Linked DNA regions of Mus musculus: region 2 is linked to region 1. A link is a loop called in an ENCODE intact Hi-C map of the cell type or tissue named here. Cell type or tissue: gastrocnemius. All regions are shown on one strand. Each heading gives the region's core, and the rest is flanking DNA. Links, peaks and the distances in the headings are about the cores only. Region 1 overlaps Cyb5r4 (cytochrome b5 reductase 4). Region 2 overlaps Cep162 (centrosomal protein 162).

What was found. A loop is a pair of places that touch in the nucleus more often than their neighbours do. Peaks named below come from ENCODE experiments on the same cell type or tissue, not always from the same donor. Only the 100,000 strongest peaks of a DNase experiment are listed, where the experiment ranks them.
Region 2: a loop joins it to region 1, with 2.0 times the contacts of the local background. A loop is called at or near these places in 2 of 42 quality-filtered maps.

Annotation. Positions count from the first base shown.
Region 1 is chr9:87,036,522-87,052,757 of GRCm38, forward strand. Cyb5r4 (cytochrome b5 reductase 4) reads left to right here. Exons shown (of 16, transcript NM_024195.2): 5 at 2,205-2,234; 6 at 3,861-3,945; 7 at 4,732-4,789; 8 at 6,259-6,352; 9 at 10,953-10,985; 10 at 12,581-12,703. Among named protein-coding and RNA genes, the nearest start is that of Cyb5r4, 23 kb to the left of the region's middle. In gastrocnemius, for the core only: no CTCF peak of the experiment used is centred there; no DNase peak of the experiment used is centred there.
Region 2 is chr9:87,216,730-87,232,965 of GRCm38, forward strand. It overlaps Cep162 (centrosomal protein 162), which reads right to left. Exons shown (of 27, transcript NM_199316.2): 10 at 15,250-15,441; 11 at 14,649-14,730; 12 at 10,425-10,698; 13 at 8,950-9,211; 14 at 5,315-5,445; 15 at 4,369-4,596; 16 at 3,722-3,862; 17 at 1,776-1,888; 18 at 339-444. Among named protein-coding and RNA genes, the nearest start is that of Cep162, 31 kb to the right of the region's middle. In gastrocnemius, for the core only: no CTCF peak of the experiment used is centred there; no DNase peak of the experiment used is centred there.

The DNA of each region.
Region 1 (16,236 bases), core at 4,779-12,778:
ACTGAGCTCTTCCAGAAGAGAGGCTTTAGCCAGACATTAGGAACATTTAGCCAACATTAGGAAAGGATGTCAGTTTTGTATTTCATGGAGTCTTTCAAATGATGCAACTAGTTTTCGACAAATACTGAATTTCTTCTTAGGGAAACTAAAATGATGAAAATGTAAATGTGTTTAACATGGAAAAGAGTTTATATGACTCAGCTTTTTAAAACTTAGACTGGTATAATTGTGAAGGTAATTTAAATAATTTAAGAGGAAGCTTTCTTCATACTGGAATTTTCTTATATTAAAAAATGGGCAGTGAGGGAGTTACTTCTGAAAAAATCCAATAAGTTATGGCAGATTGAAGTCAGAGCACATTAGGCAAAATAGTCCTCTGATGTAATTTTTTTTTTCCTAGAAACAAATTACCTAGAGTAAATTTTCAAAATCTATGAGTGCCTTGGGTAAAAACAGATTTTTTTTTCATGACAAATGAAATGCATTAGGCCACGGCTCTAAAGTACCCGGAGATGGCTTTAATTTGCAGCACTGTGAACTCGCTGTTTCTTTTCAGGTAAAGCAGATAATCACAGCTGCAGTAGCCGTCACAGGTCACACTGATGGGGGACAGTTAGGACCAGGCAAGGGACGTCAGTGCTCCCTTACAGTGGTAAATGGGGTTCGTAGGCATTGAGAAGCAGTAGGCATTTGAGGTGTCTCTTTTATCCTGCTTCAAGTCTTGTATGTTGTTAGGAAGTACTAAACAACAACTTTTCAAGAAAAGTAGGGTGGAGCTTCAGGGGAGACAGATTACATCTTGGCTTTGCTGAGGAGCTGTGGGTCAGTTTAGGCCTTGGCCTCTTCTTGAGGAATGTAAATAAGAGTAAGAGTCCTTTCAGCCATAGGATTATTTTGATTAACAGGGGGAAAGATGACTGTCTGGTTTTCTTAGTTATTATCACTGTGTGTTGGAGGAGTGAATTAGAGGAGGTTATCGGAGTTTGGATTATCAGAAATTAGGAGACAAAACATTTGAAAGCTGAACATGTCACACACCTGTAACTCCAGCCCTTAGGAGGTTAGACAAAAGGACCACACGTTTAGGGATCCTGAGGCTAGTGGGAAGGGGAACACCACCTTGTGATATCTTTGACATTTTGAATATGTTATTTTAGTTGGTTATTCTTTAAAACTTTTTAAAGCTAGTAACAACTTGCTGAGGGAATTATTATGACCATAATTGTGTAGCACTTCTGTGGTTATTAAAATATATTAAACTTTTATGAGTTGGCTGCTATCCTGAAAAATATACCTGAAAAATGTTTTCTGGGTTTTTTAACTCTAATAATTGTATCATATGTACATATGAAAATCTTAACATATTTGCTTCATTTTGGTGACCTTATGCTTATTATAGTATAGGTATAGTTACAGACTGACAGACTGATAATAGTCAGTGTTAATATTTGTATTTTATAGACTACAACCAGTATATTATGTTTTCTCTATACTAAGTTAGAATATGAGATCTCAGACAAAGCTTGGGGTGTAAGTGCTCTTAGGATGTGTATGTGGCTCAGTTGTAGAACCTGTGCTATGCATTCTCAGAGTCCACAGATTCATTGCCAGCACTTGGGAGTAGGGGGTCAAGAAATAAATCTACCAAAATACTGGGAGGGAGATGCACAGATGTATGTGTACACACACACACACACACACACACACACACACACACACACACACACCACTATCTAGAGCAATGGGCTGATGGTCTCCACTAGAGTGACTTACTTGAAAGAAAGACCTTCGATGTCATAACCCTATTTCTTTTTCTTTTTCTTTTTCTTTTTCTTTTTCTTCTTCTTTTTTGGACAGACAGATGGGTGGATGGATGCGGCAGAGCTCTCCAAGCCAAACTACTCAACCAACAACTTTATTTCTTTACTTTGGCCTTTTTATACATTCTTAGACAAAAAAATTATTTAGAAAATTACCTCATATATAAAATGTTACACAAAATGGGAGTTATAGAAAGATGTTTATATAAGTTTTAAATAGATCATATGTGTTCACATATAATGAACATGTATAATAGCCCCATTTCTATTCTTGTAATTTTTATTCTGTTTGTTTAACAATAACATAGTTAACCAATGAAAATGACTTGATGTTCTCTTTCATGTTATAGTATTCTTATCTGACTTTTTCCTTTCCAAATACAGACTGTCATGAAGGAAAGAGAGTCTTAAATGGTAAGTCATATAAGTTAATAATAAAAATTACTCATATTTACATGCTTATGTGTGATAGTGCTACACAGAATTGTCTGGAGTATTCAGACTTTTTTAAAATACAAAAGCTGCTGTTGCTTAGCCAAGCTTAAGGGATTTACTAGAACATTATGGGCCCCTTATTTTACCTCTTCCTCTTAAAATAATTGCTTCCATGAAATCTTGAGCCCAATGCATAACTGCTTATAGTGACTAAAATAGGGCTAAGGTGGTCTCTTAGGCATTTGACAGATTTCAGTAGCTTATTACTCTAGGCTGCTCCTTGACTGAGCAGTATGGACATTCTCATGGTTGGCACTGTCCTTTTAGCATCCAAGTGTGCTGTGGTGGTCAATACCCATTCATGAAATGCATGGGGCTCCTCTGAATTATGTTATTGTACCTGTAGATTCAGATATTTTTTCCCTCCCCTTTTACAAAACCAAGTTATAGAAATAGAGTTAGCAAGCTAGGTTTGCAGTAGAATTACAATGTTTTTAAGAGAGAAAATCGTCTGTAATTTGCCATGTATGATGTTTGGAGTTGTTATGGTGTAAGACTGCAGTAAATGCAGGGCTGATCTTGGGCTCCATCTGATGGTGACTCTCCTGTGATGTTACAGAAATAGTCGTCCCTCTTACCTACCATGTGTGGCTTTCTGTATCTTTACTTCTGGTGCACTCTAGTTAACATTGCAATTAAAAATAGCCTTAAATGTGGACCATCCCGCTTCATTGTGGAGCCGATCCATGTTGTGTCTTGGATCCTGTATAGCAGTGAGGTGCATATGTATCTGTTTTTGTGTACGTATCTATGTACATAGGTATAGATTTGTATTTTGTAACTGTCTCTACATTTGACTTATCTAAGTCTATATGGTAACTTTATATTTGCAAATGTAATGTGCCTGCTTTTTGTATCATTATTCCAACAGCTGATTAAAATCCTGGGTGGGATAGATGAGTTTTGTTGTGCGATAGGGCCCAGATCCCTTAAACTGCCGTCATCTGGTCAGCTAGCACTGTTGAGAGGGAGAGTGTTCTTTTGGACTACCGTACTTCTTTACACTGTTCTAACTTGGGCTTACCCCGTGTTCCCAGAGGATAGCATGTAAGATTTGTTTTATGGTTTCTTCTTGTACATGTTGAAATCAAGATAGATTTGTTAAGTTTGGCATTGCTCTCTTCTCATAAGCTGTATCTCTGTGCTGCTCTCTTGATTTTTAAGAGGTATCTGGAATTGATCTCCTTTGTGCTGTGGTAGGTTTCACTCCTTAGAACTGTAATGTGTATAAGGGTAGACAAAAAAGCCAGACCAAAGGACACCATGTCTTATCATCTCTTCTCTATATAGTAAGTAGTGCCATTAATACATGTCCATCAGTTTAAATCTACTCTAGTGTCATAAGTCACAGTAATGGCTACCACTGGGAGAGAGTAAGCTTTTGGAAAACACATAAAGAAAATGCTGGTGACAAGGGTTTCTCTGCCTTATGAAAATGCATTTAGTAGCATATTTATTACTATGTCCTGTATGTATGTATGTATATTTATTAAAATGGGTCAAGTGTGATGTAGATAAATTGCTGTTTGTTTTGTTTTTGAGAAGGCATGCTTCCCAAGAGCCAAATGTCAGACACACTGCCCAGGGATGTGACAGACACACTGCCCAGGGAAGACCTCAGTTCTCCAAGGTATGCTACTCTTACCATTTCAGAGTGATAGCAGTTCTGCACAACCCCACAAACGTTATAGGAAAGAGCCAAAGGGTTGGTTTACTGCTTCCGGCCAGTCAGTCTTGCTTAGCGCACGAACTGCAGTACCTCATTTATCAGATGCAGAGGCAGCGGGAACTATTCCATAAACAGATTTTAAGTAACCAAAGTTGGATTCATTTTAAATACTTTAAAACACTGTCTTTTTTTTTCTGATAATAAAATATGTATTCAGGGTAGAAAGTTTAGAAAACATAGAAACAGGAAAACCAGTTGTAACCCTATTAACCTTAGACCTGGCTGCCTAACATGGTGCTTTCTGACTTAGGCACCACCTGTCCACACTATAATCAAATTACGGTTACGGTCTTGCCTGTGAGCAGTATCTGTTGTTAGTATTCTGTGAAAGCATTTTTTATTTGCTCACATAACCATGCCACCATTTATCTTAGTATTCAATCTTTATATACCTATTTTGGTGGAGTTTTTTTTTTTAAATAAATGTTAATGGAAATACTTTAATTTAAACACTAATTTTCCTAACCAAATGTTTGTTCATGGTGCCTTAAATGCACTCAGGCTTCTTTTTTGTTATTCTTTTCCCCTCCAGTGGTCTGTGCTAACAAAAGCACCTTGTTATACACAGGGTTAAATAAGTTTGTGGACAGTTTTGTTAAGGGACTAAGAATGCCTCCATGTGGCTGTCTTTACATAGATAATCAGTATTGACTTAATCAGCTTTACCTTAACTTTGATTACTTACAGCTATGATTGGTTCCAAACAGAGTCTTCAGTCACCATTGTTGTATACACCAAACAAAAGGTAAGCATCTATCGAAAACAAATAGTAATATTTGTCAGTTTATTGATATGAGTCCTTTTTCTACAATTTTTTTTTTTTTTTTTGGTTTTTTGAGACAGGGTTTCTCTGTGTAGCCCTGGCTGTCCTGGAACTCACTCTGTAGACCAGGCTGGCCTCGAACTCAGAAATCCGCCTGCCTCTGCCTCCCGAGTGCTGGGACTAAAGGTGTGCGCCACCACTGCCCGGCTCTACAATCTTTTCTTATATTAACCAATTCATTCTTCACAACAACGTCAAGGCAGAAAGCACTGTTCTCTCCACTTTACAAAGAAGGGTTAATTTGTTTAGAACTTAGGTATTCTGGCTCCTACCTGGCAGATATGCTGTGTAGTCTTTAAATCTCTTAAATATTGTGTGTGCTTTCCAGTTAACTTCACCATAACATGACATCTTCTGAGATTAGAGAACTTATACTGCTGAGACTTAATACGCTTGAACTGTCCTGGCCTTCAGGTGCCCCTGTGTAACAAAGGCTCATTCACTTACAGGGTCTTTGAATGGCACCTCCTCTTCTATAGCAAGCACCATTAGATGTTTTCAGCCACATAGCCCAATGCCTGCTGAGCTTCCACACTTGAGCCTTGTGGATCTAAAGGAAATCCCTGGAATTTTCCAGAGTTCAAGCTACTTTTATAGAAGTGCAGAGCCTCATCAGAGCAGGGGCCTCCTCTCTCCTGCAGTGGGGATTTGAACACTGTGTTGGAATGGCCACCCTCTTGACTGATAACAGTTGAGTTGGCTCAACACACCACTAGTCCTATGTGCTTTTTCCCTCTAGCTCTTCTTTCCTCACCCCACAGTTTAAAACTAAGAGGGCAGCCCCAGAGAAGCTGGGATCTGCTCTTCCTTAATTCCTGTGGGGTTTGAAGTGCAGGGACCAAAGAAAAGGGAGACTACTAAAGGATGATGTAGTCAACACATGGTGTAAGTTGTAAGCACAACACACTTTCACTAAGTCTGCACAGAAACGAAAGATGTCTGAAATGTCCCTGAGTAAACTTTTCATAGCTGACATTAATAGGCTATGTACTTCTCCAGCATCACACAGTAGTGGAAAAACCAAAATGAAAATAGCTAAAGATTTTGATTTCTGGCTTATATTTTTTATTTTTTTGCTGCATTGTTTCTCAAAAATAATATTCTTGAGTAACTAGCAGATGTTCTACAGATAGTCTAAAACCAGATAGCCATGGTGGATACTGAACAGAGCACATGTCTGCTTAGTGCTAGTCCTACCTTTGTAGACTTACAACGATGCCCAGAGAAGGGTAGGAATTGCCTTGAATGAGAAAGAAATGAGAACCAGGAGTAATATTTATGTTGCTGGAGATCTGTAAAGCGGTGCATGAAAATGTCACTCAGCACCCCACAAATGGGGTTGTTGGGGTCAGTCTCATGCTTTAATCTTTCTGTCTTTACTTCCTTTTAAGAATATCAGTTTAGACTCAGTAATCGTTGACCTCCAGGATGACTCCTTGAGAGCAGAAGCAGTCATCAAGGATCACTCTTACCTTGTACATGTTGGTGAGTATCGCATTCTTATTCATGAGAATAGCTTGCTTCCTTTCATTATGGCAGCAGCCTGCTCTGCAGTCGAGAGTGCTGTGATATTTTATTTGCTATTGTTGCTTTGGGTTGTCATTTTTGATCCTTTTATAGTTACTGTTTTCCTTCATGCTAATAAAAATGAAAGCATGACCCCCTTTCCAAAATCTAGGCAATCAGAAGTCTAATGTGCTGTCCATTGCATGACAGATACCTGACTTCAAGCAATCAGATGTGGTCAGAATCCATCATAAAAGTCTCTCATACTTGATAGCTATAAATAAATCTCTGGAAACCTTTGGTCACCATCTGAGCATTCCTTACTGGGGATGCCCCATCCTTGCCAGCTCTGTCACAGGATGTTAAAGGCAGAGACCAAACACCCTGAACTGCAAGTTCATATCGTGTCCCTCAGTTGCTGATCTCCTCACAGCCCAGAGATAAGCCTTGTTGATTTGGGGCTGTCAGAAGCAACGAGTCAGCACTGAAGTTTGGAACCAAGTGTTGGATCCTGTTTCTCACTTATAACGAGTTTGAGTCTAGGACTTCCTTGTTTTCTCCTCTTATGACTATGACGTATTTCTAGTTGGAAAATAGATATGTCACACCCACAAATATCCCCAAACAAGAGCAAATATATACTAGTGTTTTAAAATGAATTGTTATTGTGTATCTGTGCTTGGTGTGTATGTGGAAGTGCCATAACAACATGTATGGAGGTTAGTTTTGTGGACTGGGTCCTCTCCTTTCTACCCTTACATGGATTCCAGGAAAGGAGGGAGCTCAGGTTGTCAGGCTTATGTGGCAAGCACTATTTCAGGATATCTGATCATACTGTGACCCCCGAGACTGAACACTGGGAAAACCTGTCTCTGGTTATGGTGTGCTCAGCTCTATCACACACGTTTAATCCAAGAGTGTTGCAGGATATTTGATTTGATGAGACTGTGTATTGAAAAATCTGTTCGTAGTTGTGGTGTGGCTCAGACTTAGCACACACCTTTAGTCCCAAACAATGAAGGTAAAGTTAGTTTGTAGTAGGAAGCACCTGTGTTTAAAAGTGATGCCTAATTGTGTGGCAGACAAAGTGACAAATCAAAGAAAGATTTGACAGGATAGGATATGCACAACTCTTGTGAGATGAAAGCTATAAGAGGGAGCAGTGCAGGGGGTGAGGCCGTTTCACTGGAGAGTGTTACAGAGACAGGTTGAAGAGAGAGAGAACAAGCTAGACAAGGTGATGGCAATGAGCCAGAGAATGAAAAGGAGCAAGAAAATTAGAACAGATTGCCAGAGTTAGTGTGAGGCCGAGCAGTGCAATTCAGGAGAAGCTGAGAGAAACCAGATTGAATCAGTCAGCATGGAAAGATATTTTGAGCCAGAATAGCTGAGTTGACCAGCCAGCCAGAGTCCCAGAAAGCAAGTCTCAGGCTAAAAACATTCTAGCCCTAGATAAGATTGTACAGAGGCTAGAAGCTTCCAGGACTAGGCCTAGGTTAACAGAATGAAGCAGTAAGCCTCAGAAACAAGAATTTCTACAGAAGAATAAAAGATACAGTTAACAAAGCACCTTTACCCATTGAGCCATCTTACCAACTCCCAGCTCCCACAACAATGCTTTAAACGTGGCAGTTGATTGAACAAAAAACAGGTTGAAGTTCTCAACTCTCAGAACTCTGCTCACTACTTTGTTATTTATTAATGAAGAGAAGTTCCTTTAATTCTAAATTCAGTCAGAATTTACTTTTTTTTTTCTTTACCAACTCCCGACCCCTGACCCCAGTGTCATTCAATAGATGATGAACATCAAACCTCTAAAGCAGTTGTTCTCAGTCTATGTGTCATGACCCCCACAGGGTTTGTATATCAGATATTTACATTATGATTCATAACAGTAGCAAAAGTGAGACAGCAGTGAAAATAATTTTGTTGTTGAGGGTCACCACAACATGAGGAACTATATTAAAGGGTCACGGTGTCAGGAAGGTTTTGTGTCCTAAGCTTTTTTTCTTGGAATCTGCCTTCCCTATAGAATGCTTAGTTCTTCTCTTCATTAGAGTTTTCTAAGAGATTTGGTTTTTGTTTCACTTATGTGTGTATGTCTCTTTGTATGTGTGTGGGTTCCCACAGAGGCCAGAAGACGGCATCAAATCCCCTAAAGTTGGACTTACAAGTGATTGTGAGCCGTCCAACCTGGGTGTTAGTAACTAAACTTGGGTCCTCTAGAATAGCAGGGAGAATTCTTAAGCCATCTCTCCAACCCCCAATTCTTGTCTTTTTTACTAACGTACCGCCTATTTGCCTCTTATGGGAAAGACTAATTACACTAGAAAAGCTAGCCTTAGTCATTAGCATTTTAAGTTCCAACATTTACTATTCTTTTCAAATATATATAAACTTTGTTCTCATTGTAGTCAACAGCTTATCTTGATTTTCTTTCCAACTGAGTTGTAACGAGAGTTATCCCCAAAGCAGTGCTGGTAGGAGTTCCCAAAACAAGTGTCTCCACACTGTCCGAAGTGAGATTCTTCAGAGAAGGAATCCCTAACCATCAAAGTCTTGTCTAGACACACATTAGGAAACTTAGTTCAGGGGCTATCCCATATCATGGGATGACTGTTAAAGAATGGGATTTTACACCTCGTGATGACTATAGTGATGCAGAGGAGAAGTCAAATTGAGCTTATATGAGGATTTGGGGAACTTGGCTCTGGGCTATAGCTACTTTAAGATCTTTTGGCCCATGGGATAGCAGCATCTTTCAGAGTATTGAGACTCTGATTGACTTCAAGACCACAAAGGAAAACATGTAGCTGGCTGTATTCCAAGGCCATCAAGGTACTTCATATACTACAGGACAGAGGAAGTTGGAGAAACTGGATTTGTATTGGAGGGGGAATCTCACTTGCACACATATAAAAAACAAAAATTCCAGTACAAAATATGCAATTCAACATACACATTCATGCTAGGATTGAGCTGGAAACCTCTTCCCTGCTTTGTAGCTTTCAGAGTACCAGAAGTGTTATGCAGGCTGTGGAGGGAGAAAGGCAACAAGGGTTTCCCGGGCAGGGAGCTCTATGAACTACAAGCTTCAACCTGCCAGGAAATAGTGGTATCACTGTGATAAGGATAATCAACCTCTCCCTGATTGGATTGGGTCCTCAGAAGGACACCACACCTGATGCTGTAAAGCTGACCCAGAACCACTTATTCCATAAGCCTATGACGAAAATTGCTACCTATGTAGCTAGGTAGACATAAAGTCAAAGTGCCTTCTAAATATCTGTGTTCATAAACAGACAGGCGAATCTCAGTTCTGACCAGAGAAGCTTCCATTCATAGTGAATAGACCATTCATAATGAATGGTAGTGAATACAGAGACACTTGGCTACCCAAGATGATGAGCGTGACAAATGCGGGATTAGCCCTAAAGAAGTCATTTTTATTACCCCTCCTAAGGCTCAGGGAACCCTGTGGGAGGGGGAATAGAAGGAATTTAAGAACAAGGGGAGTGAAATTCCATTCTCTAATTGACATAACCTATGTAATTATGAACTCACAGCCACTGCAGTTACTTGGTTTAGATATACACAGCATAGGCCTTCTCAACAGGCATTCATGGGTGGGGGATGGAGGTAAGGGAGAGGCCTGTGGGACCCTATCCCTTGTTACTGAAGTATAGGTTTCTGATGGAATCTGGACAAGAGGGAGCCACTATCTTGAGTTGCATGCACACTGGTGAACCCACCAGGCTCTAGTGGATAGTTCAGTGCAAAGATCACACAGATGACTATGATCCAACCCAAAGAGACACAAACAATACAGACGTGAATGTGAGAAAGAGCTAAGTAGGCAGAGGACAGGTGGCCAAGGAAGAGAGGAGAGGGAGAGAAGGTAGGGCTACAAGCAATCATAGTACATTTATGTACATAACAAAATTAATAAAAAGTAAGCTCTTCCTGGATGCCAGTGCTCTATTGGAAAGACTGAAACACTGGAGAATTCAGATGCCAGATAATCATATTGATACATTGAGATTTAGAGAGAGTGGTAAAGCCACACCTTGCATTCTCCTTTTCTAGAATAGATGTTACTAAGTGCAAAGTCTGTCTCATGTTAACCATTATATCTATAATACCTGAAAGTGTTTGTTGCTTATAGATTGTTTCCCCCCCCCCATTGTTTTGGGGGCACTGAATGGATGTTCAACTATAAGAAAGAGGCAGGGCAGCTAAGTTGACTGTCTGACCCATGTGAACAGGGCACAGACTGCACAATGGAGCCTGAATCCCAGGGTCGCCTTCTCTTTCACCTGCTCTGCTCACTGTAGGATTGTCAGTGTGGAGAAAGTGGGTTACCAGCTTGTGATGCTGAAATATTTACTCCTTAGTTAGCAGAAAGAGATATGGGAAAATGGAAGTAGTTAGGAACATTCATTTTCATTTAGTCTCTCATTTTTCTAGTCCTAAGCATTTTGAAATAGTGCATTAAAAATGATCTTACAGGTGTAGGACTGATTTTTGTGAATTGAATTTTAGTGGTAATGATAAACTTTTTTTTTGTATATAATCTCAGGGCTAAGCCATGAAGTTCAAGAAAATTTTTCTGGTAAGTACCAAAAATGATAAACAAATTATGCATATATAGATATAGATTTATAGACAAACACACACACACACACACTCATAGGAAGAAAGAAATCAAGGCCTTTATCTTATTTTCTTACATATTTATTTTCATGTCATAAAATACACTCATTTTGGGGGACCTTTGGGATAGCATTGAAAATGTAAACGAGGGCGTGGTGGCGCATGCCTTTAATCCCAGCGCTTGGGAGGCAGAGGCAGGCGGATTTCTGAGTTCAAGGCCAGCCTGGTCTACAAGGTGAGTTCCAGGACAGCCAGGACTACACAGAGAAATCATGACTCGAAAAAAAAAACCAAAAAAAAAAAGGTTTAGAAAATGTAAACGAGGAAAATACCTAATTAAAAAAAATACACTCATTTTAAAGTACACTCGTGTTTCTGTTTTTTCCTATTTTCTTTTTCTTTGATTGTTGTCTTCTTTTTTTTAAAGATAGATTTATTTATTTATTTATTTATTTTATGTATGTGAGTACACTGTAGCTATACTGATGGTTGTGAGCTATCATGTGGTTGCTTGGAATTTGAATTCAGACCTCTTCTTGGTCCGGTAGGCCCCACTTGCTCTAGTCAGCCCACTTGCTCCAGCCTAAAGATTTATTTATTATTATATCTAAGTACACTGTAGCTGTCTTCAGGCGTACCAGAAGAGGGTGTCAGATCTCATTATTGATGGTTGTGAGCCACCATGTGGTTGCTGGGATTTGAATTCAGGACCTTTGGAAGAGCAGTCAGCGCTCTTATCCACTAAGCCATCTCTCCAGCCCCTTCCTTGGTCTTCTTTAATTTTTTTCCCCTCTTTTTCTTCCTTAGAAGTAGTCCTGTCTCCTTTCTGTGATTCCTCTCTGCCCTGCTCCTCACATGCAGGATAGGCACACAGAAAGGAACACTTTTCATAGACTCATGCAGTCATGTGGATGCCAGGTTCACAGTGTGGAAGAACAGACAGTGAGCTGCTGAGCAAACTGACAGTTTGTGTGTTACAACTTTAAAAGCATGTCCACCTCATCAGACTTAAGTCAGGGCCTAGAAGTCCACATTTATTATTGGCCCCACATGTGGAGCTGTTCTAGTCCCCGAGAAAGGAAGAAGAGCATCTAGAAGGCTTTCAGTGATCAGAGATTCCCATGGACTCCCATGGCCTTCCTCGGTGCTGAGTCTTCTGAGTCTGTTCTTATAATTTTAGGTTCAGTGTTGTTGACTTCTGAGCTTTAATTAAAAAATTAAAAGGAAATACATTTAATTTGGTTTTGTGGGTCCATTGAATGTGACTTAGGTTCCAAGCTGTTGGCTAGATCTATCTGTGCCCCTTTGAATGCTACACATACAATATCTGACCTTGATAAGTTGGTTTGGAATTAGCCAATCTGAATCTAAAATAAACTGATTTAACATCAGATAAAATAAAAACCAATTTTATTAAGTAAACAAAGTCTTATTTTTCTATTATCATCATCATTATGTAATAGCATACAGTGTGACTGTATGAAAAAGGTTGGTTTTAAAATAATATCTCACATTTAATGTTAGTGAAACAAATAAAATTTCTCCTCATTTCAGTACGGGTTATTGAAAATGTTGGAAAAATAGAGATTGTCCTACAAAAGAAAGAAAGTGTTTCTTGGCAATGTCTTGGTGATCACCTGGAGAAACATGATTCTTTCATTCCAAAGAAAGATACAGGTATGCAGTACTCTTGTTCTTCGTGTTTTCTTTTAAAGGTTTTTGTTTGTTTGTTCGTTCATTGGGGGGTGGTGTGTGTGTGTGTGTGTGTGTGTGTGTGTGTGTGTGTGTGTGTGTGGCCTGCACGTGAAAGTCAGGGGACAGTTGCAGGAGCTGATTCTCTTCTGTCTTTAAGTCATGGGAATCAAATGCAGGTTGTCAGGTTTGGCTGCAAGCACCTTTAACCATTGAGCGACCCCACTAGTCCATCTTTTTAAAGAGTAAGGGATGGGATTCCAGTGGTTTCTCTTTTCCCCTCTGTGACCTGCCTGTCTCACAGTCTTGTTTGTCCTTTGTTTTGATGTTTCATACCAGATGCTGTCTTTGATATTTTTGATTCTCAAGTGTCTGCTCATGTTTCAGCTGATTAACAGCTGTGCATGAAGGGTTGGGCTTGTTGCCAGTGTATTCCCTGTACAGTTGAATGTTTTCTCTAGGGAGAAGTCTGATGCCAGGATTTGTGAGCCTCTAGGGAACAGTATTCTCTCTCGCAGTCTTTTGAAAGTTTTGTATGCAAAGAAAGCCGCAGTTCTCTAAATGTGACTTAACCTCGTCCTTCTCTTTCCCCTGATTTTGTTTTTCATTGTTTTGTATTATATTTCTTTTCTTTCTCTAGAATCAGTCACTGAGAGTGAAAAGTGCTACTAAGAGGATGAAGCCTGTTGCCCAGTGGCTACCTAGTGATTGAAAAGGCCTAGCCAGACAGATACAAGCCTAGTCAAAATCAGTGATACTGAAAATGAGGGCTGGCCTCTGGAGATCAGTGATTGTCATTGAACTGGTTTTCCCTGTAATTTTCTGAGGCATTATATGAGCTCTTTTATCCCTGCTACAAGTTTCTTTTAGTCCTGATCCACCATTAAAAAAAGAAAGCTTGAATTTTAAAAAAGGAAGAAAGGAAGAGAGAGAGTGAAGGTGGCGGGAAGGAAGGATAGGGAAACTAAGCAGGAAAGCTTCAGCTATGTTCTTGCATGACACTGGAGCCGGGTAAAGGGCACAGTAGATTCACTGCTTTGGAAATAGCCCCATGTTTAGGTGTCCATTTTCTTTGACAAATGAGCAAAGGCAATTTCTGCTTCTGCCTTTCTTTTCCTTAAATCCTGATCTAAACTGTAGTGGAGCTGAATTGTCTTACAATGTATTACTGACTTGCTGTCAGTCCACCTTGCACTGACAAGGCAACCACCATATGGTTCTTAGGTTTTTGTTATGTGTTAATTAAATTTATTGACATTTTAAGATTAGTATGTTTCTTAGGTAAGAATTTTAATCTGAAAACAATCATGTAAGTTAGAAATCTATAGTACAGTGTGTTCTCATGCCAGATCTTCATGGGCATCAGATGGAGATGTAGTCAAACACAGGCATCAGAAGGAAAAGTATCCTGTTGTTTATCTTTAATTCAGTGCAGTTGTTATTAGTTTAAATTCTGTGGTACTTCTGACTGCATTTTATTCCTCAGAATGAAGATTATGAATGTATGTATGTATATGTATGTGAGCGTATACATGGACACATGAACAATTTTATTTATGTAATCTCAAGTTTTATTATTTGTTTTTTCCTATAATAAAGATCTGTCAATAAACAACCCATAAAATTGGTATTAAGCAAAAATATTTTTTAATCATGTCATATTTTTGACATGTCAACAGCAGTATGAGCCTTTAGATTAACCTATGCATGTGTGCACAAAAACACATGCCTTAAATTCAGGTTGAACTATATGAGACTGCTCACATTTTCATATAGTTCATATAGTTTCACCAGGGCTTCTTAATGGCTGGCACACATGTACCATGGAGTGTGCACCTGTGAAGATGCTTGCTAGAACATGGTGAGCAGTCACTTCTCTCAGGCCTGGACCTTGGACCTCCTCCCCCAGCCCTTGCCTAAGCATCCATGCTTTTTTTTTTTCCTTTCTTTTCTTTTCTTTTCTTTTCTTTTCTTTTCTTTTCTTTTCTTTTCTTTTCTTTCCTCTTTCTTTCTTTCTTTCTTTCTTTCTTTCTTTCTTTCTTTCTTTCTTTTTTTTTTTTTTTGACAGGGTTTCTCTGTGCAGTCCTAGCTGTCCTGGAACTCACTCTGTAGACCAGGCTGGCCTCAAACTCAGAAATCCGCCTGCCTCTGCCTCCAGAGTGCTGGGATTACAGGCGTGTGCCACCACTGCCTGGCTATGGTTTTCTACCACCTTGGAAATATTCATAGTTACTAGAAATGAATAAATTCTGTGGCATGTTTCTCCCCATTTTACTGTCTGAGTTATCTGTTGAGCTTAGTTGGTGAAAGCTATTCTTTGCAAGGTAACTTGGATATGCCTTTGTATCTTACTAGCCTGTTTCCCTTTCTATGAGAATTGCCTGAATATGAAATCAGCACAATACAAATTGATGAGGCAATATGTAAGTTAGAAATCCCTACGATGTTACAGCGTGAAGCAAGAGTTTAAACAGTTAGGACTGAAAGGACTTGAACACTTTAGTGGTATTGGCATGGGAGGACATAGAAGGACTGAGATTCGTGACAGTCTTGTTACAGAGTTCTACTTCTGAGGTTCTGTTAAATCGAGGCTTCAAGAAAGCCCCCTCCCTCCTTGATTTATGGCCAGTATTTAAATATAAAGCCATAACTGAAGGAATCAGTTCTCATCCACCCATTTGCAGTAGTAAAACATTTAGTTGGCTTTAGGAGTATTTTTTAAGACTTGGTTTGTCACTGCCATTTAGAAAACCGGACAGGTATATATATATATATATTTTTTTTTTTAAACAATACTATTAAAGAGGAATGAATTTAATAATACTAATTTCTAAATCATATATGAAAATTTTCACTCTTGAGCATTCTTTTTCATCATGTTTTACCCCGATGTGTTAAGGGTATGTGTCCATAACACTTGCCGTTCTTTGTGCTTAAAGATGCATTGTGGTTAGATCCTATTATCTGTGAGAGATTCGATGTGATATACTGACACTATACTACTATAAGAAGTTACATGAAGACTTTCCAAAATTAGTGGAAAAGCTGAATAATTAACAGCAGAATATATTCAGTAATTTAATTTTTTTAAAAGTGTATATAAAGACTTTAGCCTTTGCTTCTTCAGTATGCAATAACATGCTAACAACCTCATGAATGAGTTATTTTATTTGTCTCCAAATTCTAATAAGCTTTTATGACACGTGAATAGTTTGTTCTCATATGTTCAGGATGTTGTGCCCTGCAGTCAGGCTCACTTCTCATTGGTCACTTCCTTAGACACAGACTAGAAGGTGAAGCTGGCCTGACCACTGCTATAGAACAGGACGAGTTCTGAGAGGAGTGTCTTATGCTGCATGCTGTGGGATATGGGTATTTGGGGCATGGGCATGTTTAGGTATTTCTAGCTATATATTTTTAAATAGTTTGTGTTAGTATATTTTGAGTTATTTTCTATAAACTAGATTTTTATATGTGTAACAATTGGAAGTCCTACATTTGCTCAAGAAGTTCTTGTT
Region 2 (16,236 bases), core at 4,946-12,945, 180 kb after region 1:
GTAGTAAATGCTCCTTACCAACAGCTGGGCCATCTTTTCAGCCCTGAAGCTTATTTGAAATAAAGTGTATGTGTGCCCCAATGCAGTGCCTCTAATGTGGCTCTGTATGATAAGTGCCTGAGGAGAGGTTGTACTGTAGAACAGAGTCCATTTAAACCAGTTTCCAATATTTCCTGCGTATCAAAGTCACAGGAATACCTAATACTAATCTTAGATACTTTTTAATTTTCAAATATATTTTATTTACATATTTGTTACAGATTTTTTTTTACACATTCTGAAATTTCTATGATAACTTCACTAATAACCAAAATAGTTAAAATCCTTTTTCAACTTACCTGTGCCGCCCGTAATTCTGCTAGAAGATCTGTAAAACTCTGGTTTTTTGTGGGTTCTGTATTTTCAACTGCTTGAGACAGAAAATGATTTTTGTGCATCTGTTCTCTGATTAAAAAAAATATTTTTTCTTAAAAAAAAACCAAGGTACCTCTTTTATTTAATACAACATACTGTTAATGAACTCAAATGACATGGATCTCTAGAAATGTTAAAGGGAAGGTAGTGGGAAATGCTGGTACTTTTCACTTTACAAGAACAAAAATCATTCCATTTTGGTTTAATTGAAATTTAAAACCATTGCTTCTAACTCTCAGAGAAATGAAGTGTCTCAGAAAATGTGCTGATTTTCTGGAGCTTTCTGTGCATTCCTGGTCTCACTGTTGCTGCCTATCTTCTGACAAACACAAACTCCAAGGTTATACACAGAAACAAATAAAACCAAAACCTAGCTGGACCTCAGATTAAATTCTTAGACACTCAAGAAATCTATATAAGATAACATAGCCTTAATGTTCTAAATAAATCATCTAAATAGATTATTTGATCGTGGAAGTTCATTTAGTTTGGGATTCTGGAGTCCCTTCTAGAAGGCAGGTGGTAAAGATATTTCTTTATCTAGTGTCTAGCACAGTCACATGGAGTTCAAGCTGCTCTCTAAACTGCTGTGCGGCTGAGGATGGCGTCCGGGGAGCTGTGAGTACAGGTGTGTGTCATCAGGCATGGCTGCTGCATGGATGACACTGAGGACTGAACCAGGACTTGCTAAAATCTCCAGTTCAGGTAGGATCTTTGCAGAGATCCTTATGAGGAACATTTGGAAAGAAGATGGAAGTATTTTCAAGAATCAAATCAGCACACCTGCAGGTGCGTTCCCACCAAGGCTGGCCTAGCCACTGCTCAGCTGGGCGAAAGCTGTGGAGCAACTGTCTACTCTTCAGAGCTCCCCGGTGGCACCAGAGTGAAGTTAGGCTCTGTGAGATCATACCCTTTATATCCTCTCCTTCCTCCTTTTCTTCTATTTTTCTACAATTATTGTTTATTTTTCTCTTTCCAGAATTACCCTAATGTTATTCTGTTTCTACATAACCTAAGGCCAAGGTGAAGCTGTGGTTCTTATTTTTAACTTCTGAATTGTTAGTCAAATCACTGCTTGGGGAATAATTAAGCATGTTAGGCTTATCTATGGACAAAGGCAAATGCTCTATTTTCAGTTTCTTAAAAGCAATGTCAAACTCACATGTGGATATACTAGCTATCAATTAGTAAAAGAAAAAATCATCTCAATATATAATGTGAGTTATGAGACTGGAAGTCAGTATCCAAATGAAAAAAGATAGATGCACTAGTGCCATTTTCAAGAAAACCCCACATTATTAATATACCATGCTTAGAAATCATTAAGTACATGTAAAGATAAAAACTTCAAAAGAACTTACTTTAAAGAGGCCAACTCACTAAATAAATTCTGATTTTCTTTAAACATTCGCTCTTCATTTTTCTTATTTTGTTCCTGAAGATCTTTTACTTGATTATACAACCTTTCATTTTCCTTTTTAAAAAACAGAAAAATGGATTTTAGTTAAGTATAACATAAAATGAAATGTTAATAGAAAAATCACTTAAGTGATCTTTAAAATTTCCTGTTTTTAATTTTATAAATTTAAAATCTTTTTCATACATCTATTATCTTAGACAGCAACTTAACTAGACACAACTCTTTTGGAAATGCCAAAAATGTTTACTTGAAAAAAAAAAAGTTGGAACAAAACACCCATGGAAGGAGTTACAGAGACAAAGTTTGGAGCTGAAACGAAAGGATGGACCATCTAGAGACTGCCATACCTGGGGATCCATCCCATAATCAGCCTCCAAACGCTAACACCATTGCATACACTAGCAAGATTTTGCTGAAAGGACCCAGATATAGCTGTCTCTTGTGAGACTATGCTGGGGCCTAGCAAACACAGAAGTGGATGCTCACAGTCAGCTATTGGATGGAGCACAGGGCCCCCAATGGAGGAGCTAGAGAAATTACCCAAGGAGCTAAAGGGATCTGCAACCCTATAGGTGGAACAACAATATGAACTAACCAGTACCCCGGAGCTCATGTCTCTAGCTGCATAAGTAGCAGAAGATGGCCTAGTCGGCCATCAGTGGAAAGAGAGGCGCCTTTGTCTTGCAAACTTTATATGCCTCAGTACAGGGCCAAGAAGTGGGAGTGGGTGGGTAGGGGATTGGGGGGAGGAGGGTATGGGGGACTTTTGGGATAGCATTGGAAATGTAAATGAAGAAAATACCTAATTAAAAAAACATAAAAAAAAAGTTACAGAATTTCCCTAAACTGAAGGGTCTAGTGGTTAAGGAGTGTAGTAAACTGCACTTCCTCAGGGTAAATGTATAAAGAAGAGTGGAGATGGAGTCACCACATCCTATCACCGATGTGCTGAGCGAAGGGTGAGAAAGCCCAGGGGGACTACAGACTCGATACTAGTTTGGGTCAGAGGGGCTTCTAACAGTGAGGTAATTAGATATGGAACAGATGGATCTATGATTAGATTTACTGACCTCACTTTACATTGAGAATTTGTTGAAAATTAGGAGCTTTTGAGGAGGTAGCAAAAACTCCGGATCACCTCAGCATGTGTGGACCATCGCCCAGCAGAAGGCACGTCAACACAACTTACGTATGTCTTCTGAGGCGACAGCAGACATACTTATGGGTGTATGAAATCTTAAAGTCCCTCTCTGTATGGCAAGATGAGACAGGGCATAAAGAACCTGAGTGGCTCTCACTACACTGGGGCAGCAGTGTGTGCTGGCAAAACACTCAGAGCAACTTATGTGACAATGCTTTCGCCAAATCCTCTCTGGGGGATAAAATACAGCTCAGAACTTAGGTTGCAGTTGTAAAAGACACTGCAATGAGGTGGAGGACACGAGAGGAGAAACAGGACAGAAAGGGAGGCAGAAGAGGAAGGTAAGTCTTAATTAAACCTGTCCAGGTTTTCGCTCCTCAGAGAGACTGAAGGATGATAGGATTGCACATGGTTTCACAGCAGACATTAGTTAATATTGAAAACTAGGTTTCTAATTAAATCAGAAATGATGCGCTTAGGTACTTTAATCTGGCTAATAAACGTTCATGACAACAGACAGTGCATGTCTATCCCTAGGACTTGGGAGGTGGATCGCAACCTTGAGGTCCTCCTGGAAAGTAAGTGAGTCCCAGGGCCCAGGAGGGAAGTGGGGGTTGGGGGGGGGGGTTGGAGAAAAGGTGTGTGTGGAGGAAGCCACTAGTCAAATTATTACCTTACTTATATCTGAATGCTACATGACCACAGCAGTATTTTAATATGCCTTATTTTTATAATTATTACTACACCTGCTGGTAGCCTTGAAGAAGTGTCTCTTGCTCTTGTATCTCTTTTTGAATTTGTTTCAGTTTCTCTCCAGTGAGGGGGTCAGATGTTTCTCCAAATTGTAGCCACCTCTGTTTTCTGCTTGTTTCTTCAAAGCTACTTAACTTTAAGAAAATGGAGGAATTGTTTTATTCACAGAGTAAAATGAAGTGAGGAAGATAAAGGGGTTGTTAGACACAAAGCATCTCCCTTGGTGACCATACTGGGAAGTGCTATGACCACGGTCAAGTCAGCACAGGGATTTTCTGGGGAGAGAAGAGACTCAGAAACTAATGGCAACACACTGATTCTACACCATCTCATGCTGTTTTTGCTAAAACTCTCACTTCTCTGAAGGCCATAATGAACTCCTTGATGTGTTTTTAAAAGGGCAGCTGATACAGGAAAATCATCCAAATGGGCCAGTTTCCCTTTTCCTCTTTCCAGTTCACTCTTTTGTAAGGAGAGAACCAAGAATGAAGTCTGCATTTTATGTGGCAATTACATCATCAACAGCTCCAGGCACCAAGGATGACAAGGAATTTAGTAGGAAGCATAGGGTTTTTGTTTTGTTTTGTTTGTTTTTAAATAAATAAAAAGGAAAATCAGAAGAGAGCGGTGTGTTTGTTACCTTGGCCTGGAGAATGTAGTTCTCTTGGTTCAGTCTGAAGAGCTCTCTCTCCTGTTGCCTCTTGAGGCTTTCCACTGTGTTCTCCAGTTCCTTCTCCTTCTCACAGAATGTCATTTTCATTTGCTCCATCAGTGCTTGTGCACCCGTCCATTTTTCCTCCGCATCCTGAGCTCTTTTCAACATTAGTAACTCTTTCTCTCTGTTCCCACCGTAGGATCCCAAAGGCTCCTTTCAAAAAAGAAGCATTGCCTCATTATACTAGCTGAACCTTTAAGACTAGAACACAAACAGAAAAATAAAGACTGGAAGCGACATGGTTAACAATGTTCCACTATATAGCTGTCTCTTGTGAGACTATGCCAGGGCCTGGCAAATACAGAAGTGGATGCTCACAGTCAGCTAATGGATGGATCACAGGGCCCCCAATGGAGGAGCTAGAGAAAGTAACCAAGGAGCTAAAGGGATCTGCAACCCTATAGGTGGGACAACAATATGAACTAACCAGTACCCCCAGAGCTCGTGTGTCTAGCTGCATATGTAGCAGAAGATGGCCTAGTTGGATGTCATTGGGAAGAGAGGCCCCTTGGTCTTGTAAACTTTATATGCCCCAGTACAGGGGAACACCAGGGCCAAGAAATGGGAGTGGGTGGGTAGGGAAGCAGGGCAGGGGGAGGGTATAGGGGACTTTTGGGATAGCATTTGAAATGTAAATGAAGAAAATATCTAATACAAGAAATTTGAAAAAAAGAAAAAAAAGTTCCACTACAAAGAAACTGTAAGAGCAATGCGAACACAGAAATTTCATATTTTATTTGTATATATTAATCAATTTCAATTGTGATATTTTCTTATATACAGTGTACAATTAACACATACTTTATAATCTAGACTTAAAATAATTTTAAGATATAAAATTAAAAATACTAAGATGAACTTCAATACCTACAGTCTGTAACTGAACAAAGGAATCATCTGAGGGGTCTTCAGGTCTCTTGGGTGTAGCTGGGCTACCTTCACGGTGAGGGGATGGTTTATTCGAAGCTGCAGGCTTGATGAGTTTTGTTCCAGATAGTATTTCTAAATATTGCAGAATATTTAGAACAGAACAACAGAACAACAGAAGAAAACATTACAAACACAAGACTGGAGGTGCATCTGGCAATGATGGACAGTAAGCCCGAGGACAGGCAAGGGAAGGTAAATGACCACACTGCCACAGTCCTTACACTATGGTCACTGCATCCCCACAAGTCACCCACAGTCAACATCTACTTTTGACCCAAGACACTTGAAATGACAGATGGAGCTAAATGAATGTGAGGAGACTGTGAAGCAGGGTGACTTTAAGGCTTTATCACCTTTGAACAAATTATTCTTTAAGATGGTTACAGTAAGGATATCCTTATGATGAATCAGAAAGAGCAAAGCTGGTAATCATCAGCAGTTTTAGTTGAGAGTCACTGTTACTTGAGCACTATTTTGATACTCGATGTGTGATGGTATTACACCATCAATGGAACAATTTAGAGACCACCATAACAGCTGACCTAGGTCTGAATTCAAAGGTTAATAGTACTGCTGTAATTCAAGAGCATCATTTAACAAATTAGAAAAGAATGTGACAAACCTATATTTTGGCCAGATTTTCTGATTTCACAGTAACTTCTAAATCTCCAAAGGTAGAGATAATTGTGAGGCTGGCACACCATTCAGTTAGTAATAAGGACTGTAGAGGAGATACCTCGCTGGGTCTTAAAGCCCACATTCAAATGCGACCAGGTCTGATCATTCAATAAGCATTATCCAGTTGCCTTAAAGGTAAAAGTCACTTCACATTTTGTATGTTTGTAGCAATTTCCTCAAGATCCAACTGTTTAAGAATAGTGTTTTTTAAATTAAAAATATCACCATGTATTTGAAAATATAGAAAAGCTAAAAGAAGAAGTAATTCAATACTTGCTCACAGAAAGATTTCATCTTTCTATTTTTTTGGGAGGGGCATATAAAGGTTTTCCTTATGGTCATTATTACATTCAGTGTGCTTCACATGTTTCTAAAAAAGTGACTGGCAATACCTAACACTGACAAGAAGCCAGGAAACACCAATTCGGCTTTAGCAATCTCTAACAGTGGTTCTCAATCTGTCCTTGTAATCCAAGGACACTGCCTTCCCTCTAACAGATATCTAGCTCTGTCATGAGCAGAGAGGTGTGCTTAGCTCAACATAACTGGCTTCTTAAACCATATGCAAGTTGTGGTGGCCACAGCTCTAGTCAAAAGATGGAAGCAAAAGGCTCCAGGTAAGTGTTCCAGGGAAGAAATCCTACTGAAAACACTGAGGATCTGGCTGCTCTACTGTCATTTCATGGACAGAATGTGGACACAGACATCATTTTGTAAGATTGGAGCTGGAGGGACTGGAGAATGGTCAGTGGTTATGAGCATGTATTTTTCTTGCAGAGGACCTCAAACCCACATCCACTCCAACTCCAGAGGGATCTGATGCCTCTGTGGACACCTGTACACATGTGCACATATTCACACACATACACACACACACACACACACACACACACACACACACACACACACACAAAATAAATCTTAAAAAAGTCAGAAGTCACACTGGATTCTTCTACATGAATGAAGGGATCTGGTTCCTTCCCTAGCTGTAGCTCTTAACTATCTCTGGATCAGTGCGAACATCGCAAAGAAAAGAGTTTTATTTGGGTAAGCAACAGGACTTTTTTTTTTTTATTCAAACCCAATGTTGATGTGAACCGAATTCTCAACACTTCCACATACCAGTTTCCTTCCCAAGGAACCCAACCTGTAACAATTAACCACTCTAAAAGAATTATAGTTCTGAGTAAGTATTGCTACTCTGGGTAAATTATCAATAAACACACACACACACACACACACACACACACACACACACACACACACACCAGTCTAAAGAGAGATCAAAGGTCAATGAAAGAACATATTTGTCCATAACTTCATTTTTTAGTATAAAAATGAGTAATGTGCTTTGATTCTGATACAAACACAGTGAGATTTTTAAATATGGGAAAACAAGTGTAGAATATTAGTTAACTTTACTCTGTCAACCCACTGTTCACCTTGATCCTTTCTCAATCACCGTGCCACATCTGCCTTCATGTGCAATGATTTCACCATCCTCAGGCTTTGGTTCCTTAATGGCCCCCTCCCTCAGCTGCTCACCCACACTGGCATGATCTAGGTTCTCACCAGCAATCACAAAATGACCTTCTAACTTGCACCTTAGTATCTGCTGGCTCCTGCTTCATCTTCACTGCTATCTGACAGTCCATGCCAGATTTCTGGGAAGGAAGCAAACACGAGGAGGATTCACATTTCCTCCCTGTAGCAGCATCTATCCAACTGGCAGCTTGTTCTCGCTTTCTGTGCCTCCACGTTTCTTAGAACTCAGGACTGTCCACACTGCCAGCTAATGAAGTCCTACTGTGCACCATTACAGTTTTTCTAAGGCAAGACCACCACCCTGGCACTTACTCCTCTACCTACTACACTGCCCACTCTTCTCCTTTTACTCAGTCTTTCCTAACAGCATACACAAATATAGTCACCACGGCCACCAAGAGCAAAACCAAAAGGTTCTTTTCTTAAAAAATAAAAGCAGACTTATTTATGTTATGTATTTGAGAGTTTTGTCTATATGTATGTCTGCACACTAGAAGAGGGCATCAGAGTCTATTTTAGACAGTTATGTACTGCCTTGTGAGTGCTAGAGCTTAGGACTCTGGAAGAGCAGCCAGTGCTCCTAGGTGCTGAGTCATCTCTCCAGTTACTCTTTTTTTTTTTTTTTTTTTTTTTTTTTAAAACTTAAAAATATTTACTTAATATTGTGGGTGCATGTGTGTGGTGTGTGTGGAGATGTAGAAGCCAGAGACGAACTTTAGGAGTTGGTTCTAGGACCAATGCTGGTTGCTAGGATGGAGTGGCACAGTGCTATTGCACTGACCCCCAAAGCATCTCTTAACTCCTCTCCCCCGGTCGGCTATGCCATCTTCTGTCTTTCACAGGCACTTTCCTCCAGCATGTTCTATTACTTGAAGCACTAACTCTACCTCCTCCTCTCCTCCTCCCATTCAATCTGCTTTGCCCGGTCAGCGATTCAAGGGAAATGACCTACATTGCTGATGGCTACCTGCTTGTTAAAACCAAAGGGCAGCTCTCAGTCCTGCTTCTTCCCCTGTGGGCAGCAAATGGCAGAACAGAGCCTCCTTGAGGTACAGCTTCCCTAGACTACAAATTCTGTCAAGGTTCCTCCTGCTTGCTCTGCCTGCTCTGCAGACCCTCGTTCTGTTTGATCTCCTATAGTGATTCTACCTTTACATATATTTTCAATATTCTCATCAACCGCTTTTCACTGTCTTTACTGCCACTGTCTTGGGTCAAAAGCTGTAAATGTAAAATGTAAACTGAAGTCAGCCCCAAAGGAATATACAGTTCTTTACTATTCCACAAAACCAAAGAAAATTAAAGAATGCACTCTATGTATCCAGTTCTGTCTTGATAAGAATATACTCTTACCTCTTTTTCTAAATTGATTTGAGGTGGGAATGGATCTCACACTTTTAGTTTTTGTATTATCCTTTGAAGTTTTCTTTTCAAGGGCTGAAAATAACTGGAGTGGTGAACTGGGTTTGCCGTAGCCTGAGCTCCGAGCTGATGCGTACAGTCCACTCTGTGGCTTTCTCTTAGGCAAAGAAGGTGTGCTTCTGGCCTTCTTACATGGAACCTGTTTACCAATGACAGGCACCTCTTCCCCAGCCCCGAGCTGGGACCTGGAAGTCTGCATATAACAAGGACAAGCCCGCTAGTATTAGAATGAACTTCAACCGCTATTACAAATGAAAATTAACAGATGGCAAGATTGTGATTAGCAAACAATGAGGTTTGTGAAGGGCAAACTACTCTAGCAAGGGTCTCTACTTCGTTAGAACTTCAGTGTTTTGAAACCTATCCTCAAAGTTAGCATTAGGACAAAGTACTTCAAACTAATATGCTTGTAACTGTGGCTACCAGTACAATGAAGACATCCAGGATGAAGAGATTTTGAAATGACAATCAAAATAGTATGCTTCTTTTCTCTGGATTTAAGTACATTAACAATAGCTACACTGGTGACGGTTAGTGAACTGTCAACCCGACAGTCCTGCTGCGGTTGGGACACTCTCCTGATGGTGGTGAGCAGGCTCACCGTCATTCCCTGACTGGGATCCCAGACGACACAGAAGGGGAAAGGAACTTTGCTGTACTGCATTCATTGCTCTCGTCTTCTTCATTTCTGCTGCCTTGACTTTCCCATCATGGTGGGCTATACCTTGAACTGTGAGCCAACAAACCCTTTCCTTTTCCCCCAAGTCACTTTTACCCCCAGAGTATTTTATCACAGTAACAATAAAGAAACTAATGCAACACCCTGCCTCACTTCACAGAATTGAGAAGCTTTATAGGAGAGAAAGTGAAAGTAAAATACTGGAACCTGGGACCTATAAAGAAAAAACATAAAAACAGAGAAAGAAGGAACAATGAGGTGTGAATTTTGCCACAGTTTCTAATCACAATCCTGTAAAATGCCAACTCTCCTGTGGGGCAGACCATGAGGGAGATGAGCCATGAGCAATGCGGTGATAAAGAGACGACTTCTGAAACTGTCCAAGTCTTACACTCATTATTAAAGGTAAGAGACAGAAAAGAAAAGGCAAGAGAGAACCACAAGGAATGGCGCACGCCTTTAATCCCAGCACTTGGGAGGCAGAGGCAGGCGGATTTCTGAGTTCAGCCTGGTCTACAAAGTGAGTTCTAGGACAGCCAGGGCTACACAGAGAAACCCTGTCTTGAAAACCAAAAAAAAAAAAAAAAAAAAAAAAAGAAAGTGAATGCTACTTTGGGGCTACTTTGAGCTTGAGACTGGACATTTTGGTAATAAGGCCCACCCACAGGAAAGACAGCACCCAAAGATGATGTCATCAGCCCCACTAATCCAAGCACACACATCTCACCTGGTTCATTTTGTCATCCTGAGGTAATAGTGAGGGGTTAACTGATGTTTTCTTCTTCAAAATCTCCAGATACATTTTGTCCAAATGCTCCTCTGTAGCTGGACAGCTGCTGCCCATGCCCTCATCTGCTGTCCTGTGTAGAACCACACTCTCATCGTGTTTGTGGGGAAATTGGATCGCATGTCTAGTGTCTTGAGACACAGTGTTTGTGTTTGTCTTCAGGGGTAAAGAGCCTACAGATTCAGCTTCTTTACTGTCCGTTGCTTTCTTAAGGCTACAGAATAAAACAGAGCACAGTATAAACTGAAGGTAGCATGAATTCCTCAGCTACCCACCCGCATTTGTACGTACGCATGAGCTGTTAACTACTGAGATGAAGCTACGATGCTAAATCTGTCGTTACGGCACAGCACAACAAAACCAATACCAACTGCGCAGGACACACAGGGTATGATGTACCTGCTTACATTTTTTCTGTTCTCTTGAGGCAGGGTCTAATGTAGCCCAGGCTGGCCTCTCGCTCCTATTTTAGTAGAGGATGATCCTCAACTCCTGACCCTTCTAACTCTGCGTGCTGAGATTACAAGCATGTGCAATTCTAATTTCAGATAATTTTAATGCAGCACAGTAATTTTTAGCCACAATTTCTTATTAAATCAATATGTACTTGAAGTATGGAAATTTTTTTAAAAATAAATCTCTGTAAGACTAAGGTTACTATAATTTATAACAAGAAACCATGGAGTATAAATACTAAAAAGCATAAAATAACCACAGCATAGAAAAAATTTAAAACAAAAAGAAAAAAAAATCACCAGAATTTTAAAATAAAGCATTTACCATTTAATGAACTGAAACAAATTAGGTAAGTATTAAAAAGTCAGAAATATGGGCTGCAGACAGCCTGCTGCTCTTATGAGGACCTGGTTTCAATTCTCAGCTCCCATAGACTGACTTACAACTGCCTGGATCTCTAGTTCCAGGGGTTTCAAATCCCTCTTCTGGCTCCCATGGGTACTAGGCAAGTATGTGGTGCACTGAGATATATGTAGGAAAAAATTCATATACATATTTTTTTTTTAAATCTAAGAAATATAACTCAAGGAATGTCCTATATTTGGTTAAATATCAGTAAACCACAAGGGTTCTAAAAATAGGAATATCTTATGATTTTTAATTGAAGAATAGTTTAAGAGGTTACAATTTCTATATTATGTAGACCAGTTACTCAGTAAATGTTGGAAATGCCTAAAGCACTTAAAACCAATGGGAGAAATATCAGGTTCTTTCTTGTTTGGGGCAGCAGAGGATGTGTAGATGCTAAGCCAAAGTGTTTCCTGTTCTTGCTGGGTACCAACTAGGCTGCATTCCTTGCTCTCTTGCATTGGGACGGGGTCATTTATTAATTCCTGCCATTAGAATGTGAGTGCTGGGATAGGTGGGCTTTAGGTATCAGGAAACTGATAGTAGAGGCTAGAGAAAGGTAATTATGTTTTCATGCAAAACATTTGCTAATCTTTTACCTACGACTTCACACGAGGCAGACTACATGACACATTTCTGGGGTAGTAAGAGAAATAGGAATAAGCAGGTGGCTAGAGAAGATATAATGATGGGAAGTGCTGGTTATTACTGGCTATGACTGGCTATTACAAGAAACCAGACGAACTCAGGACAAAATGGGCTCTTGTAGAGGACTGACAAGAAAAAAACCTATTGGGCTTTCTCTTCATGTCTAGACATCAGCAACAGGACTCACTCTGGGAAGATGATATGAGAAAGAGTTTCATTAGAATTTTCAGTTCAAAGACTGCCTAAGTGTCTCTCACAAGAGCCATATATCCTGTGTGGCCTTCGGGGTCATTGTTCCAGAGGGTCAAGAACCAAACACCTCAAGTAGATTTAAAATTTCATCTAGCAAAGACCTCTGAATCGAACATGGAATGTGGAGCTGACTAGAGCCAAACAGACCAGAAGCATCACTGACCCAGGTGTGACTGAGAGAGAAGTGATGGCCAATGGCTAAAGATTTAAAATGTGCTAACGGCTACACTGACATTTCTGAAATTATTGTTCCCTGGATCATGTACTTATATTTGTTTTCATTTTATTTGCTATCTGTTTATTCTATTATTTTTTGTGGTATACATATTTAACATAAGATTTACCATCTTTACTATTATAAGTGCTTATTTCAGTGGTAAAACATTAAGATTGTTATGTTGAACAAACGTTTCAGCACCCATGCCCATATTCTGATTTTGTGAAGCTGAAACTCTGCAAGCATCAAAGATCCCCTCACCAAGCTACTGCTGCAGCCCCTGCCTTTCTTCCTTTTGTCCTATGACTTTGAAGTATTTCATATAGTTCAAACACACAGGGGCATATGGTGTTTGTTTTCTTCTTGGCTGACTTACTCCCCTTAGTACCACATCTTTGTGATGTCATCTTTGCCAACTTGATACAAACTAAAATCATCCAAAAGGAAGAAACATCAGTTAAGAAAATGCTTCTGGAAGATGGGACTGTAGGCAAGCCTGTAGGGAATTTTCTTAATAATTGATGGTTGATATGATGCTGGCATCCCTGGGCTGGTGGCCCTGGGTTCTGTAAGGAGGCCGAGTAAGCCATGTTAGCAGCACTCCTCCATGACCTCTGCATTAGCTCCTGTCTCAAGGTTCTTGCCCTGTGTGAGTTCCTGTCCTGGCTTCCTTTAATAATGAACCGCAGAATGAAAGTGTAACGTGAATACACCCTTTCCTCCCCAAGTATCTTTTGGTCATGGTGCGTCATCACAGCAACAGTAACCCTAAACAAGATAATCCTCAAAAGTAGTGGTGAGGATGGAGGGACTGGAGCCTTTGTGCATTCCTGGTAGACATGCCAACCAGTACAGTTGCTGTGAAAGATACTGCATCACAAAGAGTAAAAACAGATCCAGCATGATCCAGCCATTCCCTTTACAGGCATGTACCAAAGCAGGGTCTGCTCTAGAAAAGGTATTGTCCTCAGGTTTTAAACAATATAGAAATGTATGTTTTAGAATTTGTAACATTAAAATAATTTTACAAGCTATCTAAGAAGAGCCTCTGTAACATCACTGAGTGGCAGGCTCTGCTCTGCATGCTGACTGGCACACAGCTCCGTGTGAGACCACACTTGCAATTTGAGGGGTAGATTTTAGCCTAAGCTTCTCTGTGTCATTTTCCTTTCAACTACCTAAGTAGGAACAAGGTCAAGAAATCACAAGCAGATTTACCCAATGAGAACATGGCAAAAGCTGGGGCTCAAAATGTATGTGGAAACACAAATTAGATGATGACTGGATGGTTTCATGGAAATGTTTCAAGGAATCAGAGACTGGACAATGCAGGTGGCTAGCATATGGACCTCCTGTGTTCTCACATTAGGGACATATGACCTTGAACAGTTATTTTAAACTTAGACCTCAGTTTTCTTGTCTGTGAACCATGGAAAGCAATGGAACTATATTCAGAGCTTCTGACGGGCTGAATTAACACACACAAAGAATATGTAGTTCTCGCTTACTGTTAGCATGTGATGTATGTTAAGTGTCATCACGCTGTGGTTAGAGCTCGTTAGCTCAGAGTTTTCTCTGAGAGAAGAGTCTGAAGGTGCCTGCTGGTATGTTCTAAGGATGTGAGGGAGAGGATATGATGCTGCAAATGCTACATGAATGCAAAGTTGTCTGCAACAGGTTCCTGTGACTGTTACTCTGCCCTGAGGTGTGACAGAGCCCTGCAAACTCTGCCACCAAACCCTGGAGCTGCAGGATTTCCACGAAGCCTACTTCTCCCATGACCTCAGAGCTCAGCCAGTGAGATGATGGCCAGCTGGTGACTAAGTCAGAACTGATTAATAAAACAGAAAACCAATGATTCACATAAAAATACAATTAATTTCCCCCTCACAATGATTCGACTATCCATGTGCCACTGAAAGACGAGGAATCATATTCTCAGTGAAAACATTAGAACTCATTAATGGCACCACCTTCTTAGTAGCTCTTTTTCTCTTGGTACCAGGAAAATTTTAATGGAGACAGCAGTGGCACATGGGTAGACACACGGAAGCCTGTGTTTTTCACTAATTCACTAGAACGATTCCACAGAATAAACGGCTATACGTCTCCCTGTGAAGTGAAACAGTAAACACTACTCAGCTAAGCAACCATCCTACACAGGCACTGCCCAAACCTCCCACCTGATAGGCTGCAAGTCAAAGGCCCTGATCCCATAGGAATCGATCCTGATAGGCTGCATCAGCTCCTCCACTGTGGGCAAATCTAAGAGAGAAGAACAGTTAAATGAAAAACCAAAATCGATGCCTAAATTGCTTAATTTACACACTGAATCTCACCCAAATCACAGCTTCTCTACTTCATATAGTTAACAAATGGCATATGTAATAACCTAAGTTTGTATAACAAAACTGCACCAGGAGCTTTTTCTTTGAACTTATAAAATACATCTCTATTATCCATACCCAGACCAGACACACGTTTGTTATGTATTTTCTTTTTAACCTCAATACTATTTTCTATTAATATATATATGTGTGTGTGTCAAGTTTGCTGCTTAGTTTGGTCAAGGCACATTAGAATGTGAGCTGTATTCTACATTTAGCTCTAACTGTGGAGTTGATCCAGGTGGGGTTTCATTTGATCACGCCCATTACATTCAAACACCGAGAAGTCATCACCACAAAAATTGTATGCAAAATAGTGGTCACTATTTAAAGATGGTAAATAGAGAAATTCTGTCTGTTCACCCATCATCCGTCCACTAAGTCTGTCAGCTTTTACCGGACTCGGTGGTAGAGACGTTCTTTGAAGACTCTTCGTTTTCTTGAAGACCATCTTTTATGGAGCTCCTGACAGTTTGCACAGTGCTAGCCTCAATTCTTGGTTCGCCTGTGTCTCCCAGAGAATGAGCTACATGACAGTAAGCTTGGTGCAGGGCTTCAGTGTCACCACTGCTTTGTCCATAAGGAACACCTGTGGAAATAAATACAACTCCTGTGCATCACCTCATACAGACAAAACAGAGTCATTCCGGAGTCTCTCAGGAATGGTGAACAAGGCGGCAGGACAATTGCATTACTACAAAAGCAGAGTCAAGCAAAACCTGGGTAAGCTATCAGAGTGAAGTCACAGCAAGGTGAGACCGGTCCTGATATAATTGTAAAGTCTAACTTTATCAACTGCTGCCTTCTCATGGTCCTCAACCAACGTCTCTGTGCTGGGTAAAACTATTCTTACGCTTTCTATATGGATGCATCCCTCTGAAGGACCCTGTCCTTGCCTTACACTAACATTTGCGCTCTGCTTGTGTGGTGGCACCTCAGTCTGTAGGCTCTACTATAAGCATGCTCCTCTAATTCTGCAAACCACCGAGTATTTCAACATCTTGTTAAAGCAGCGGTTACTCAAAGCTGCTTCTGAATGGCCAACTCCAGTCACGTGTCCGTTCTGGGCTTGTAAGACACCTGATATTAATTAATTACCCTTTACTTGGTCATTGTTTCCTCTTCACTTTTTCTTCTTGTAATTCCCACCACTCCAGCCAGCACATTTCCATTTTTCATTTGTCAATGGCCCATTGTCTTAGTGTCTCCAATTGCTATGAAGAGACACCACGACCAAGACAACTCTTATAGAGGCCAAATGTAATTGGGGCTGGCTTACAGTTCAGAGGTTAGTCCATTATGATCATGGCAGGAAGCATGGCAGCATCCAGGCAGACATGGTGCTAGAGAGGGAGCTGAGAGTTGTGCATCTTGATCTGACCGC